Regions from separate parts of the Mus musculus genome. Here all the other regions are linked to region 1. The links are chromatin loops, found by intact Hi-C in ENCODE. Cell type or tissue: left cerebral cortex. All regions are shown on one strand. Links, peaks and the distances in the headings refer to the core of each region. The heading gives the core; the rest is flanking DNA.

Region 1 (5,777 bases), core at 1,087-3,586:
ATTCCCACACCTCTCTGTCCCTCTGTTGAGTTCTCTCCATCCACTTTCTCCTTTCTCTTACAGTAAATATAGGAACACCACCTGCAGACAGCCTCACCCGGGCTGCACCACACCATGGGAGGTCACATCACCGGAGGTGTTCACGTGCATTCCCACAAGGCCTGCGGATCTCCATCGCTGTATCATTCACTGACTATACTGTTTGTGGCTTTGGGCCTGAAGTTCCTCCGGGCCTCATCTTTACATACCTGAATCAAATCCAGTGTTGGGTCACATGAGGCAGATGGGGCACTGACTTTCTAATGAACTCTTGAATGTAGCCTTGGATGTCTTCAAGAGAAGCAAAGCCACCAAGAAGTGTGACAGTGATGTGAAGGACCCAGCACCTTATTTATGATCCCGAACATCTACTAGACATCACACACTCATCTGGGACAAGAAACTGTCCCAACAAAATGCTTTGTTCCTGACTAGAATAGAATACTCTTTAATAGCACCAGGTATTTTATAGGGAACAAAATCTATAACTGACATGGGATAAATGTGTGTCTGTGGTTATTGTGTTTTGTTTTGGATGAGGAGTAAGTAGAATTATCAGCTACATTACATGGATTTTTTTTGTAAAAAATTAAGTTTCTTTGGTGGTAAAAATGGGAGATACTAATTCTGTTGTTTTCTTCATCTCTCCGGGTTTAATGGGCACCTATTGTATGCAAGCTAGTGTCTTAGATGCTCCAGAAACACTAGGGAGGAAGATAGGCCAGATACTGCCTTTCTTACGATTAGTTTCTATGGGGGAGAATGATAATAAAGCAATGAATACCAAGAAGACACCAGCTACGATTTCCCCCATCTCTAGTACTCAGAAATGCATTCTGAGGAGCAGTCTAGATCAGCAGTTCTCAAACTGTGGGTCGTGACCCCTGGTGGGGGGTGTCAAACCATATCTTCACAGGGGTTGCATATCAGATATCCGGTGTATCTGATATTCACATTTTGATTCATAACACTAGCAAAATTACAGTTATGAAGTAACAGTAAAAATAACTATGGATGGCGGTGTTAGGAAGGATGAGAACCACTGCTCTAGATGGATTGGTGGGAGTATGTCCTCTGCAAAGAGGTCACATACACTGACTCCAAGTGACAGAACACTTTAAGGAAGCAAAGACATGCAAATGTGTCCCAGTGCAGGGAGAGATGTGAGATTTGTGTTGTCTTTCGACTTATTTTTCTATGTCTCTTTCTGGGTCCCTGTGACAAGAAGAAAATGTCTACTTTATTTACCAACACATGCACAGTGCCCACACGCAGCTCCTGCTTGGCACACAAATGCTCAATATCTATTAATGAATAACAAAGGGCCCTTGACCTACCATTCCTTTTTCCCCAAGGGCAGAGCAGGTCGGTCCTGCGGGTATGGGCTGTGCCCATCATGTGGGAGAATGGAGAGAGTAGGAAGCTGGTTTCCTCATAGAGCCTGGCAATGGCAGGCTTAGGAATCTAGGACTGCCTGCCTGAGGCCACGCCTCTGCCCGAGGCCACGCCTCTGCCCGAGGCCACGCCTCTGCCCGAGGCCACGCCTCTGCCCGCCCTTGTACAGCTTCATGTTGAGGCTGCTTGTTTTCTGAGCTGACAGGAATCTGAGGCAGACTTGGTTGAATTCACCTGCAATCTTCTGAAAGTGTGACCAGGGTCTTAGCTACAAAGTAAGTTCTGGGTAAAAGGAAGCTTCTGATTGAGAGTTCAAATGCCCCTAAAGCCAAGACAGGTAAGAAAGCCCTTGGCTGCCTCCTGCGGTACAAGGATGGGAAGAGCTAGCTGATGTTCTGTTCTGGGGTAGCTGGATCTTTAACCAAATGACCACCATCATATCTGCGTTAAAAAAAAAAAAGCCAGCCACACCTTTATGCCTAGCACCCTGGAGGAAGAGGCAGGTGGATCTCTAGGAGCTGAAGGCTAAGCTTGGTCTACATAGTGAATTCCCAGACAACCAGAGAGCTATACAGGGAGACCTGCCTCAAAAAAGTGCTCCCCCCAAAAAACCCAAACACACACACACCAACTGCTGGTTTTAGGCAGGTTTGAAATATTTGAGGGCTCATTTCTTGCCATGTGTCTTACTTACATTTATGCCTTACATCTGTTTTGTAAAGTCCCAAGATATTTCAAGTCTTAAGGCCCTGTACTGGTATCTCAAGTTCTACCCGTATGGATTCAATGTGGCATGTTTTGCTCTTTCTCCAAATGTTTGAAGTGGGTTTGTCTCATTTACCTAATGCAATGTAACAAGTGACCTCAAAACTTTGAGGCTTAAAATAACAGTGGGTTGTTTCTGACCGGGTGGATCTTCTGCCTTAAGCTAGGGCGGTAAGGATCTGAAGTCTCCTGGAAGCCTGACCCGGGTCTGGGCTGGGGTTGGAACGGCTGGAATGCGGATGTTTTAGGAACTGGATGGACCTTGACTAGGAGTTGAATCAGGACTGTCTGCTGTGGACCTTGGTTCTTCTCTTCGTGGCAACTGCATGTGGCTTCCTGTATCGCCTCACAGCCTAGTGGCTGGCTTCCAAGAAGGACTATGCCAACAGTAAGCATTCCAAGATGGAGGAAGTGGAAGCTGCCAGAGCCATTAAGGGTCAGCTTGGAAACTGGCCAAGTATCACTTCCTCTGTATTTTATTAGTGAAAGCGCTGAGGAGCTGGCCTGCAGTTCGTGTAGGAGAGACCTGCAGAACAGCCTCTCCGAGGAATGTGTCCATCTGGGTCATTCAAATCGTAGTTGAGGATGTTTAAAAATAGCTGTTCTTTTGTTATCTCAGATAAACGAAACGTGAAATAAATAACCACGTGGCCCAGCAATCTCTCTTCTGGGTAAAGGGGTCGAAAGAAAGGCCTTGAAGATGCGTCTGCATACCCATGTTTATAGCTATGTTATTCACCATGGCCAAAAGGTGTAATGGGCCTCTTTTCCATTGGTGGGTGCATGGCTAAACAAAATATGATGCTGTCTTCATTCTTTTGGCCTACTATAACAAAATATCAGTGACTGGGTGGCTTATAAGCAAGAGAAGTTTGTTTCTTAATGTGATGGAGACAAGGCAATCTAAGATCTAAGTACAGGTAGATTTAGTTTCTGGTAAGAGCTCTCTTTGACTTTTCTCGTTACAGAATTTTTACACGGTGGCAAGTGTGAGCAATCTCTGTGTGGTATATTTCAATTCTACACTTGTCCCTTGTGATCCATCACCTCCCAAAGTCTCTGCCTCCTAATATTACTAGGATTTGTAATATTGGGTGCTAGGATTTCAGCATATAAATGTGTGGAGGAGACAAATGGTCAGACCACTGTAGACCTGTGTATACAGGGGCATATTGTTTATCCTTAAAATGAAGTGAAATTTGTAATGTGGATGAGACTGGAATGGACCTATGTTAGGTAAAAATAAGCTAAGGGGAAAGAAAAGAACATTGTGTGAGTCTCTTGATGGGCGGGCGGGGCTTAGAGCAGCCAAATCAGCAGACAGAAAGGACAGAGGTTACTAAGGGCTGGAGGAGAAGGGAATGGAAGTGACTGCTTTGGGTGTAGTTTCATTTGAGGACATAGATAAAAAATATTGTAACTGATTAATCTGCTGAACTGTACACTTAAAATACTTCAATGGTGAGTGAATTCATTATACATTTCTTATAAATGTACACAATAAAAACATTGTTCTGAATTATGTGTGAATATGACATTTTGATGTCACCTTTTTTTCCAGTATATTATAGCCATGTCAGCACTGACTTGTGTTATAGCACTAACTCCCTGTGCTGTTAAAAGGCTGTGGGCCAGAAGTGAGGGTACCTCACTTGGAAGCCTGTCATCTTGCAGACTCTCAGGCTCACTACATGTACTGTATCAGACCCTACAGCTTATTCAGAAGCCTGGATGCTGATGTACTTGCTCATGTGTGAGAAACACAGAATTACTTAGGCTTAGTGCTATGCTTTGTTTGTGGACACTCAAGTAAACAAATACATACTAGTTGTATTTTCCATTTTTCATTTTGGGATCATTTAACATTACTTAAACCCTTAAATATTTTCATTGGACTTTGAGATGTTCCTGGTCCTTGACACTGTGCCAGGAATGTCTGGGGAATGCCATTAGTAAGTCCTGGACACAGTCGCATCCTCTCTGGTCCTAACGCCTGTTTCTCCTCTCTATGGCTGTATTTCTTCCCATCAGCCCTCTGGTTTCCACTGGACTTCTTCCCTTTAAGGAGACTGCGAGGGAAGACTGAGACAATCGTGGCTGGAGCACGCCTTAAAGCAGACCTGATTTTTCCATAGGACACCTTGACCCAGTTCACAGGTGAGGGAGGCCAGGCCTTGTTCTTTCAGTGACTGAGTGATAGAGTTAACTGTTAAGCCTCCATTTCTTTCTTTATTATTATTTATTTATTTATTTATTTATTTATTTATTTATTGGTTTTTCGAGACAGGATTTCTCTGTATAGCCCTGGCTGTCCTGGAACTCACTTTCTAGACCAGGCTGGCCTCGAACTCAGAAATCTGCCTCCTGCCTCTGCCTCCTGAGTGCTGGGATTAAAGGCGTGCGCCACCACACCCGGTTTAAACCTCCATTTTAAACCACAACAATTTCCAGGAGTTTACCATGAATGCTGGAAACCACACATGTTAGTCTGTAGTTTAGTAGATTTTCTTTTCTTTTCTTTTCTTTTCTTTTTTCTTCTCTTCTCTTCTCTTCTCTTCCTTTCCTTTCCTTTCCTTTCCTTTCCTTTCCTTTCCTTTCCTTTCTTTTCTTTTCTTTCTTTTTTTTTTTTTCCCTTGGTTTTTCAGGCAGAGCTTCTCTGTCCTGTTCTTGGCTGTCTTGGAACTCGCTTTGTAGACCTGGATAACTTCAAACTCAGAGATCTACCTGCCTCTGCCTCCCAAGTACTGGGATTTAAGGTGAGCACCACCATTGCCTGACTATTCAGGTTTTCATATGATCTCAGACCCAAGGCCTAGATTCAGTAACAGTATATAATTGCTTGCTCCGATCCGGGGAATCTTCCCAGCACCACCAAGACCACACTGCCAGGTTTCTACTTTTGTAAATAGAATGAGGCAGAACTTTTTTTTTAAAAATAGCTAGAATTTTTAAAGTCAACTTTAAATTTATGAGATTCCTTATATTTCCAGTTTGGGGCTTTTACAAACAGCAGGTGGATATATCCCAGTGTTTCTGTGGGGAAGAAATTCCTGTCACATTTCTGTGTTCTGACCGTGGAATGGCTGGGTCAGAGGGGATGCCTAGGGTTAACCAAGCCATTTTCCATACGGTTACTCCCTCCCGTCCTAATAAAAAAGTGAATGTTCCCACCTCCTTTCTCTCTGAGGAGTCAGGACAAATTTCAAGCAAGACATTGCCCACACATGTAAGATTTACAAATTTCCATCAAAACGTTAGTACCAACACTTCAAACACAAACGCTCCAACTCCTTGGTGGCGTGGTGGCAGAGTGGAAAATCGAAGGATCAGATGACAGCTAGAAGGGAGGATGCAGAGGTTCTCCTTTGTTGCTGAGAGGGCTGGGGAGCCTTTTGCAAAAGCTGCTGCCAGTCAGGCTTGCCTGTCTTTGCAGGGCTAATTACCAAGCATTTGGGCAAGCAAGGGGGGTGGGGGTGGGGGGCGTGTGCACAGTGATACCGACTGAGGGAGCCATCACCAGGCTTAAGACTAATTAGAAATGCAAAGCGCTTAAATGCTCAATACCACCACCACCACCC
Region 2 (5,777 bases), core at 1,641-4,140, 76 kb before region 1:
GGTGTTAGGAAACAAACCCAGGTCCCCTGTGAGAGCAACAAGTGCTCATAACTGCTGAACCACCTCTGCAGCCCCCTCGTTTGACTTTTTCAAGTGGGTTCTGGGCCCTCAGGCTTGTATGGCAAATGCTTCTTTACAAACTGAATTATTCCTCTAAACCTGGCTTTCTGGTTTGTTTGTTTGTTTGTTTGTTTGTTTTTAAGGTTTTAATTTTCTATATATGCACTGTGTGTTTGTGTGAGTGTATGCCATGAGTGGGCAGGTGCTCACTGAGGCCAGAAAATGGGCTCAGATCCCCTGGAGCTGGAGCGAGAGTTGGCCATGAGCCACCCACTATGAATTGTGGGACTCTTCCTTTGGAAGAACGGCAAGTGCTCTTAACTGCTGAACCATCTCTCCAGCCCAAGACTTATAAATCACTACCTTCTGAAGTTTGTTAGCACAAATCCATCCCCAAGAGTCAGGATACCTTTAATAAGCTGTCAAACTTGCTATCTGACTATAGAAGTCCAGGAGTGGCCAGGCACAGATGTTTGCTCTCTGCTCCTTTAACTGCATCAGGCATCAACCTCAATTCCGGTGCTTTTCTTTGTGAATCTAGACACAGCCTGAAGTCCTTTTTAACAGGATACTCTAGGAAGCCACTGTCACATGATCTGTGAGACAGTACAGTTTTGCTGGCCTGTACAATAGTGACCTAACAAAACCAACTGCCTTAATGTGCCGCCTCAGAAAAACCGTGGCATCGCTCCCTTTTTAAATTTTTCTCAGAAGGGAAAAATAGGGTTGACTACCGATCCAGAAAGTTTGTGGTACACAATGGGGGCCTCTGGGAAGTGGGGGAGGGGGTGGGGGGCTGGCATTTTAGAAAGTTAAGACTCATTAAGATGAAAGAACTCACAGGACATATTTTCTTACTTTTCCAGAAACAAGATGAAAGATTTCTCTAAAGGCTTAGGCTTTTTATATGACAATATATGACTTAGAGGTCACCACGATGTTTTCATATATGATAGTAATGATGGCTTTTTTTTTTTTGTTTTTTGTTTTTGTTTTTGTTTTTTGAGACAGGGTTTCTCTGTGTAGCCCTGGCTGTTCTGGAACTCACTCTGTAGACCAGGCTGGCCTCGAACTCAGAAATCCACCTGCCTCTGCCTTCCGAGTGCTGGGATTAAAGCCGTGTGCCACCATGCCCGGCTGTAATGATGGCTCTTATACCTTGATTATTCAATCATAAATAACAGGCGTGGCTCACAAACAGTGGCTGGAATGAAGTTTTCTTTTTCTTTGTAAAAGGGACTCCACGATCTGGGAGGATCACTCATTAGGTAAAGCCCTTTGCCCTACAAGCCTAGTGACCTGGATTTCATCCTGGAACCCACACAAAAAGCTAGATGCAGTGGTGTGTACCTGTAATCTCAGCATCCCTACAGATAGCTGGGAGACAGGAAGATCACCCGAAGCCGACCAGCTGGGTGGACATAAACAGCAAGGCTTAAACACAGAGACTCCCCCTCCTCAAAAAGGCTGAGAGAACTGACTCCCAAAAGTTCTTCTCTGGTCTCCACATGTGTGCCCTGGCAGCCATGTGCCCACCCACAGTCATATACATCTTATACACACATGCACACATACACAGAACAGAAAATAATAATACTAAAAATTTAAAAACCCTGCAGAGGAAGGTAAACCTTGAGTTCATGGTGATACCAAGGCTGCTAAGAATGAAGAATGTAAGTCTCTTCTATCGTTTGGCCATTTTTACTGCATAGTTATGTTGCTTTATGGACTAAGGTGACTATGAAAACACAATCCTACCAGGGAGGAAAAAGGAAGGACAAACAGATGTGTTCAGTTCTCTGTCTTCTGTTTAAGCAGTTAGAGTAAGCAGAATACCGGCTTCCCTAGAGCTGTCCACTCTGATCTCACTGTTGTTCATCCTGTATGTCACTTCGCCGGGCATAAAGGACATCCCAACATTGACTTAAGTTAGAGATGCAGAGGTGGGGAGACAGTCTCACATTGTCTGGATGGGTCCAATCACAAAGTGTTGGGAGTGAACTCAAGCTTAGAAAGGGTCTGATGATGTGTCAAAGCACGGGAAGTGCTCTGAAGGTAAGCACCGATCGAGCTACTCCTGGTGAGACTTTTTAAACAAGGAAATAAGAATATTTTATCAATGCTTCTAGTGTTCTCAGTCTAAATTATTAAATATCAGCCTTGCTTTAAAAATTATCCCTGTGTATTCATGATGCAGAAAAAAGGTTTTGATATTTTACTATCCTTTTTGAGCCAGAGTCATGATATGTAGCCCAGAGCTAGTCTTTCATTTATAATCGTCCTGTTTTAGCCATCTTGGGCACTGGGATTACAGGCGTGCACCACCTACTAATTATTAAGATTGCTTTGCACCAGCTCAGTTCGCATTGCCATTTTGGTGATTATGTGTTACCATGCAAAATGAAAGCTGTCTGGTTGTTGGCAAGACAAGATGAAATTCAAAATAGCAGGACTATCCCAACACTTAAGCGCTAGGAGTGTAAAGTATAACTAGGGTTCAAAGACATGATAAAAGTTACAGTATTATAGACATGTCTGCAATACAAAGCAATAACTCACAAAGCTCTGTCAGTGCTGGGGGCTGCACTTGAGATTTTCTGGGTATTCATTTGCCTGGAGAATAGCACAGGTAGGGTTGCTATATGATATTTCTCTGGGAAGTATGGCAGCCGACAGCAGACTGTCTCAAATCTTCCCCTGCCTGAGACATAAGTCCGTGTCAGTTATAAAGCTGCTGGGTACAGATACCTCAGGACTCTGCCTCCTCTTTCTGGGCATTTCTCCTGGCTCTGCCTTCCATTTGCATACTGGCTCTATTTCAGGCTGGCAGGAAATCATGACAGCTGTCCCGGGCATCAAATGCAGACAAGAGCTGCTTTTCTAGAGCCTCCTCAAGACTAAGAAGAAGCCCTCCAGCACACCACCCCTCACCTCTTATTGGCTAGAACTGCATCCCCCAAACACCATAGATAGATGGCATCAAGGGATCAGAATAGAACACTCTCAAGTCGCCCTGTGCATTCTGGGTGTAAAGGGTTTAACATAGACTCAGCCTTGGCTGCTGGGAGAGAGGGGTGTGGGAGAACAGAGCTGAGAAACTCAACCTCAGCAGACCTCAGGATGAAAGACTTAGGTGTACATATCCTTAAGTCTGTTCCAGGAAGTTGCTAGAAACCCTGCATCTGCCCATATAGCTACAACTGTTCCCTGAGGAAGTGTTTTTCCAATTTCTGTATTTGCCTCAGTTGCTCTCATGAGCATAGACCTGGAAAAGGACAGGGATGGTGACTCTAGGAAGGAAGGTCATGATACCACACCGGCAGCAGGCATTCTAGAACATCCATTCTTGACACAGCTCTAGCCAGGGAACAGCCCACTGGGATTGCCTTAGGCCTATTTAGGCTTATCCTAGGACCCAGGTGTGTGTATAGGGGTGGGGACTGACACCCATCCACTGCCCTCCCAAATTAGGGCATAACAAGCAAGGAACTTAAAAAACCAAAACCAAAAAAGCAAAGCAAAATAATCAACAATACTTCCTTCCTGCTGTGTCAAACTGTAATTATAATTTTCACTGCAAGTAAGCATATTTGTTACCAAAGTAGCTAGTTATGTACTTTTAAAAGTATGCTGACTAACACTCATCTGTTATATACATGCCTGTTTTTACCCACACAAAGTACAGTGTCCTGAAAGAAAGAAAAAAAGTTCCAGGTTAAACTGTAAGATTGCCATCAGCTGACTGGTAATGTAGAATGTTACTCATGTTACTGTGCTTGGTAAAAAGTTAATGTCCCGCCCCCCCCCCCATTAGCTCTTCTCCAAACAGCAGGCCAGATTTACTGCTCTGCTGTAGCAATGTAGGTTGTACCAGCGCAGTCGCTGCACATTGTAGAATTAATGAACTTATTTGCATGGCTGGTGTTTACAGGCTCAGCCATCTCCTCTCTGCTGCTGCTGGCTGTCAAGTGTACATCCCATTTTATTCTATTCTGGTTTCTCAGAGACCACAGGACCAATTTCCCCTTGGGAAAAGAGAAACCTGTTTCTGAACCTGTTTAGAAGCCTGGAAGCCGGAAGAAAGACCCGGGTGTTAGGATGCTGATTTCTGATACACTCTGGAGAGGAAAACCTTTCTACCAGAGACTCCGGGCTAGGTTGGGGGAGGCTCTCAGGAAGGCTCTGGATGTGAGGTGCTTGCTTAGCTTCTGTTCCAGAGAGGCCCCACAGCTCAGTGTTCCTCCCACTTGCCTCCTCAAATACTCGAGTGTCATATATATTTATAACTGTGCAGTAAAAAAGTGAACTTCACTAGCAGAGATAACTGTCATAATCCAATCCGTTGTACTCTAAGGCACACCTAGGAACTAGAGGCACTGGGATTATGTGTGTTGGGTCAAATCATATATAAGAGGGGCTGGAGAGATTGCTCAGTAGGTAAACTGCCTCTCTCGTCAGGCATGAGGACCATGACGTGTGAAAGCCATGTGGAGCAGTGCATTCCAGTAAACACAGTACTGAGGAGTCAGACAGACACAGGACAATTTCTGGTGTCTGCTTGGCAGCCAGTCTAGCTGGCTGCTCAGGGTTCAGTGACACAACTAGCTCATGGAGATTGATTGAGGAAGACACTTGATGTGGATGGCTAGCCTCCTTTTCCACATGTACACAGCTCATGGGCACCTACATATGCACAGGTACGTACACACACAAACTCACATAATCATATGGGGATGGAGGGGAGACAAAACACTAATTAGGGACAGTCAACGGAGAAGTGAGGCTAGCATTGTCTGTGCACAAAGGGGAGTTGGGGATATGGAGGAAGTGTTACGGTGAGGCTTGTGGGATTCTTCTAGGGGGTGTTAGGTCAAAAAGCAGGATTTCCATTGTGCATTTTTGTTTATGCCCATCCTAGTAGCTGCCCTCAATAAATGTTAGAGTCAAGGAGTAAATGAAATATTGATCTTGGCAATACACAATAGCACTTGAATTGGCCTTTATGTGTGTGCATCTTTCCCCTGCCTTCCTAAACGTTATCCTACATCAGTGGTGCCTCAGTACCCACTAGAAGAGCCCCACGTGAAATCACTTTAGCCTGTGAGGCCCCAAGTCAGTGCTTCTCAACTGGGGCTGCACAAAAGAGTCACTTAAGGGGATGGTGGAAAAATCTCAAGGCTCAGGCTTCGCTGCCTCAATCTAGTTAAAACCAGAAGCAAAGGCCCGGGCATCGGAATGCCGTGGTCGTGATCCATTACTCTAAGTGAGCATGGAAACAGCCTGGGGCAGATGGGAGGCCAAGAAGAAATCCTTCTGCACAAACCAGTGCCAAGGCTGCCATCACTAAGGTTCAAAGTACAGAGAAGTGAGAAAGAATTCAGATGAGACTGAGGAATGTGTTTTTGTGAGCATCTGGAATTTGAGTGCCGGTGGGTGTGTCTTGGGAATACAGAACACTCTAGACCATAATATGCTGCCACCTTGTGAAAAGAGATGAAGAGCCATTGAAAAGCGCAGGTTTGCCCTGGCTAGTGACCCCTTCCCAGACTTCTGGCTTCAGGGACACCTGAGCCCCAGGACCCTCTTGTACTTCACTCCACAGCTGAGTTGTCTTTGGTGACCTTGGACCATACTGTGGGCGCGGGGTGGGGGACAGGGAGAGCAGAGGTGGGGAGTTAGAGGTAGGTAGGTGTTGTTTTGGTTTTTAGCTGCTTTTG
Region 3 (5,777 bases), core at 1,519-4,018, 140 kb before region 1:
TATGCCATCTAATTGGGTGATCTTTCTATTTCTTGTTGTTCTACCTGTCAAATATCACTACTGAGCTCATCTGGATATTTGTCTCAGAGCCAGTAGATGGCTCAGTGGGTAAAGACTTGATAGCAAGCCTGACAACCTAAGCTTGATCCCTGAACCCATGTGGTGGATGGAGAGGACCAACGCCCACAAGTTTTCTTTGACCTCTATGAGGTGTAACACACACACACACACACACGCACGCACGCACGCACGCGCGCAAAAGCAAAACAACTTCCATTACTACCCTGTCTTAAGTTTCGAATATGCCAACTTGTTGCACTTAAAATATGCCATGACAGTTCTGCCTTTGTATATGTGCCATCCTGTTAGCTAGAATGCTTCCTGGCAACCTCTCTATCCATAGAATATAAAGTAGGACTATATAAAATAAGGTAGGAAATTAGATAGTGGCTAAGATATGAAGGACCGTGAGTGCCATATTATAGCAAAAACATTTTAATCTGCAAAATGATGAAATACGTATTTAAAACAAAGTTGCAAAGTAGAAATCAAATTTATACATTAAAAAACCTCACTGTGAACATAAAAGGTAACCTAAAACCAAGCAGCCCCTATAGCCGAGATAACCAGCAGTAAACTACTGCAGAACTCTAACAGAAACCATAAGACAGTGAAAGATGTAAACTACAACAATTTTTCTAGAGGAAAAAACAAACATACAAAAACCTGCTGACAGCTATTAACAGCAATGAATACGCCTTGTAAACTTTTTGGGTAGCATTTCTACTTGCTAAAATGTTGACATAAGTGAAAAATATGAAGCTCATAAAACATGCATAGGAAGATCTTATGGAACATCAGTTAGAATATGAAAACCACCTTAATGCAGAATAAAAAAGTTATTTAAGATATAACATGCCACAAAATACACATGTATCTGATACTTAAAATCCCCTCTGCCCCTGCAGTGCTGGAGACTGAACTCCAAGAGCCTTACAAAGGCTAAGCAAGTACTCTATCCACTGAGTTATATATTTGCTCCTTTGTAGGGATTTCTAAAAACACAGCGCAATACTTATGTTACATGGAATAAAACAGAGAGTGAGGGAAAGAGAAAGGGAGGGAGGGAGGGAGGATGTCTTAGTTACTACACAGAAAGTTTGAGTGTTAGGGATTGAACTCAGGTCTTTCACATGTTAGGTAAGTGTTCTAACACTGAGCTAGACTCCCAAGCCCAGGAGAAGGTAGGGGTGTGTGTGTGTGTGTGTGTGTGTTGTTATTGTTGTTGTTGTTTTTATTTTGGCTTGTGATGTTTTTAAAAAGCAACAACAGACCAACTAAGCCATAGCAAGATTATGGCTTATTTATTCTCATCTTCACAGCTCACATATTTCAGAGTAACCATATTCCTGAGAGCCATGACTCTCATTTTTCTGAACTGAAATATCATCCTATAATTAAGAAAAGTAAGGCCCAGAAAGGTTAACTGACAATAGCACCCATTACCAAAACTTGAAGACTGCATATATTGAGACTCACTGCTAAAAAGTAAACCTGTAAGCCAAAGCCCTTTATCTTTGTTATGGCGACACTCTAAACAAGTGCTTCCCAGCCTGTGGGTAGCAACCCCTTTCAGGTCAAGTGACCATTTTGTAGGGGATGCATGTCAGAAATCCTGCATATCAGATATTTACGCTATAATTTATAACACTAGCAAAATGATAGTTATGAAGTAGCAATGAAATCATTTTATGGTTGGAGGTCACTATGACATGAGGAACTGTACTAAAGGATGGCAGCTTTAGGAAGGCTAAGAACCACTCTTCTACATTCACTGGGTTATAAAATTAATTTATAAATTTATTCCTCAAAAGCTATAAAATAGTGCTAGAAAACTGGCCCAGAGGTAAACTGCTCTTGCAGAAGATCCACGTTCTGCTCCTAACACCAACCACAGGAAGCTCGCAGATGCTGTCTCTAGCTCTGGTGGATCTAATACCTTTGAGAGCATCTGCATTCATATGTGAACACAAACACACTGTCAGATAATCTGAGCAGACTCCAAGATGGGTAGACATTTATGCTCACCTTCTTCTCTGAACTACAACCTTGTTATAATCCCAAATAAAGTCTTGACACCAAACTACTCAACTCATTCAATTAAGAAATGTTAATAAACCATTTGGTACCTTTAAAAGCAGAAATGTAAATATAGTATTTACTAGGTATATGCAAATATATATAAATACTATATAAATATAGTATTTACTAAAAAAGTTTTTGTCATAAAGGTGTGAATGGCTATAGGACAGGAGAAAAAGACAATTTAAGAAATTGTGTGTTGCGGGAGTTGGATGTTATTTAAACTACAATATCATCTGTGTGCTTGAGGGTAGACAGCTTGCCTAGAATGTATAAGGTCTTTAGTTTGACAAATCTATCACCTATAGTATCAAAACATCTTTTCTTTCTTCTTCTCTTTTGTTGGTTTTATTTAGACATGGTCTCTCTACATACATAGCCATAGATGTCCTAGAACTCACTATGTGAACCAGATTGGCCTCAAATTCCCAAAGATTCTTTTGCTTCTGCCCCCTGAATTCTGGGATTAAAAACATATGCCACCACTCTTAGCTTCAGAACATCTAAAATGTTTTTAAGGTGGTAACTGAAACATTATTTTAAGAAAATACAGTAAGGCATAGGTTTTGAACATTCTCCTTGAGAGGGTAAAAAAAAAAAAAAGTAAATTAGGTGTGTTGGCACATGCCCATAATCCTAAAATTTGGGAAGCTGGGGAAGGTGTTTTGCCAAGAGCTCATGACCAGCCTAGAATTACATAATGAGACATTGTTAACACACACACACACACACACACTCTTTAACTGAGTAGTGTGTCACAAGATATTTTTTGGAATTTGTTTAAACTCACTTAAATTATATGACAAACTATCCACCACCTTAATTTTACTATGGATTTTTCAAATGGTTCCCTTATTTTAAAAAAAAAGAAAGAAAAGAAAATGCCTGTATAAACAATGAAAATGCACCACCCAGTGGCAAGAGATAAGAACTACAACTTTTACAAGGATAGTAGCAAAGGCAGGTTGGAAATTCAGTAGTTTTGAAGACTTATTAACAGAAAAAGCCAGTCTGTCTGGGCTGGTGCCATGAGCAGACCTTGGGTGGGAACTCCGCAGCATCCAGAAGAAGCTCCACTCCCAGTTGCTCTAACACACCAAGGATCCCAGGATCCCAGGGGCTTGGTCACACCAGGATCTCAGGGGCCCAGAGGCATCTTGACTCCCAGGAGCTCTGACACACCCAGGATCCCAGAATCCCAGGATCCCAGAGGCAGCTGAACTCTGAGGAGTTCTGACACAACCAGGATCACAGCAAGGACAGGTTCCAGTCAGAAACAGCGAGGACAGGTAGCACTAGAGATAATAAGATGGCAGAAGGCAAGCATAAGAACATAAGCAGCAGAAACCAAGGTTACTTGGCATCATCAGAACCCAATTCTCCCACCATAGCAAGTCCAGTGAATTTCCAGTGAAACCCTAGTTATCAACAACCATCGGGGTAATAACAATTTAGCCTTTCAACATGCTTTTAAAAGTGAGGAGAGAATAGTTGAGTATGGTGGCACACCAGAGCAGAGGCAGGCAGAGCTCAGTGGGTTCAAGGAGTCAGGATGGTTGTTGATAACTAGGTTTTCACTGGAAATTCTATGCCTCGTCTACTTTCTATTATTCCTAAACTACTTTATAACTCTTGGCTTATTAAAGAAACACACAGAAACAAAATAGAACATTTGGAAGGTAATCTAGATTTCTTAAAAGGGAGCCAAGTAAAGACTCACCATCAGTTATGAATCCCATACACGAGTCTTGAGTGTGATCATATTTACTCTAGTTTAATACACCGAATAATTTATCTCTTACTAGAAAACAGATAGGTAATAATAGCTTAACATTCCTAACTTAACAGCTTTCTTCTTAAAAAAAAAAAAAGTTAAATAAAACTAAAGGCATATTAAATAAAACTCCAGTAAGGGTATTTTTCGTTTTTGAAGCACTTTGTATTGAGTCTAGTTAACATCATACAGCATTACTGTGTAGAGAGCACATCTAACAAAAAGACAGCAAGCAAACCACTGCCTGGTCAGTACAAAGCAACATCACTGAGCCAAGCTTCTTCCTTTGATGACTACAAAGTCTTTAGAATGTTTCTATTTCAAATGTGGTCGACAAACAGCAGCGCAGTTATCAAACTGCCTTGTTAGTGTCCCCAGTCTGCTGCTTCTCCTCTAGAGTCTGAGAGATATTCTAAGATACTTTCACTAAAACCACAGGAGACACTCACATAACTGAAGTCTCCTTGTGTTTACTATGGCTGATAATGATGTGCTATATTTAATATGTAAGAGAATGAGAAAAGTAATGGACAGCTGGGCAATGGGATGCAAGTATTTATTGGTTTTACAGGACAAAATAAAACAAATTCTGCGGTATTGCTCATTATCTCCACTACTTAATATTTTCTTCTCTAAGCTTCTCTGACAACATTAAGTAGGATTTATAGACCCCTTCCCACTGAAAATCTACCATAATTATTAAGTTGCTATATACTGAAGTCTTCAACCAATACTGGGCTCACTACTATACATGAACTGTCTCTAAATGGGGCTGACATTAATTATTAAGTCACATGTAATTATGTGTAAGAATAAGTATTAAGAAGATCTAGGTAGCAAAAAAATTGCCAATTACAAATGTTGACAAGATTACTACACACGACTACTGAACGTAACCTACCCTCACAGGAATTCCCATATTGTTTTCCATACTCCTATGGAAGCAGTAGTTGTATTATTTGAGTTCTATAGGCCTGTGACAGAAAACAGAAATCCAAGGCAAGAATAGGAAGGAGCTATATACTTTTAAAAAACCACTGAGTTATTAAATGATACAAAATTTTTTTGTTCTTTTTTTTACTGATTCAGATTTAGTTTTTCTCCTTCTATCAAGAAAACTAATTTGTATAGGCTATATATTTTTATTCCTTTTTTTTTTCCTTTTTGAGACGAAGATTTTTCTATATAGCCCAGACTGGCCTCAAATCCTCAATCCACCTGCCTCCAATTTCCAACTATGAATATACATGCCATATTTACACACACACACACACACACGTACAAACATACATACATACATTTTTAAGAAAAATATTTTTAGAGACCGTCTTTATATAAAAACTGGTTCTTACTGGATTCTTGGAAGAAATCCAAAATATGGGGCTTTCATATTTCATGGTCGCAACAAATTACCTTAAATCTTAAAAACACACACAAGCAAATCTTGTATATATTTTCTGATAATACATCCAGCCACTTTGCCAATTTGTTTATACATGGTTTGTTTTCAAAGGCTGTCAGTGATTTGTAAAATGTTGTTCATATATTAATATGTAAAGCATTAATTTCAAATATATAAATTTAAAGAATTTACCATACTATTACTTAAAACTTAAATACTGCTAGCTATTTTCTCTGTATGTTTCTAAAAACTTCCAATTATATATTTTGTTAATATGTTTCTTCCCCTCAAAACAAAATGGGGGTTTAAGCTTTAAGCTGAGTGTTAGGGACAGACGCATGCTTCTGAAAAGAAGGACGCACCCACCCATGGCTCCACGTAGCCCTCTCTAACACTTAGAATGATTACATCAAATTCTACACAAAAGTACACAATGTTGTAAGCAGCCCACTTCCTAAT

Evidence for each region. Peaks named below come from ENCODE experiments on the same cell type or tissue, not always from the same donor. Only the 100,000 strongest peaks of a DNase experiment are listed, where the experiment ranks them.
Region 2: a loop joins it to region 1, with 2.6 times the contacts of the local background. A loop is called at or near these places in 4 of 42 quality-filtered maps.
Region 3: a loop joins it to region 1, with 2.5 times the contacts of the local background. A loop is called at or near these places in 31 of 42 quality-filtered maps.

The regions. Positions count from the first base shown.
Region 1 is chr14:31,928,001-31,933,777 of GRCm38, forward strand. It overlaps LOC102640059 (a long non-coding RNA gene), which reads left to right and starts at 570. Exons shown (of 5, transcript XR_874500.3): 1 at 570-2,587; 2 at 4,231-4,356. In left cerebral cortex, for the core only: no CTCF peak of the experiment used is centred there; a DNase peak (open chromatin) is centred at 2,604.
Region 2 is chr14:31,851,939-31,857,715 of GRCm38, forward strand. No RefSeq gene overlaps it. Among named protein-coding and RNA genes, the nearest start is that of Ankrd28, 24 kb to the left of the region's middle. In left cerebral cortex, for the core only: no CTCF peak of the experiment used is centred there; a DNase peak (open chromatin) is centred at 2,900; H3K27ac peaks cover 2,046 bases.
Region 3 is chr14:31,787,912-31,793,688 of GRCm38, forward strand. All of the region lies in intron 1 of Ankrd28 (ankyrin repeat domain 28), which reads right to left. Among named protein-coding and RNA genes, the nearest start is that of Ankrd28, 40 kb to the right of the region's middle. In left cerebral cortex, for the core only: a CTCF peak has its summit at 3,067; a DNase peak (open chromatin) is centred at 3,069.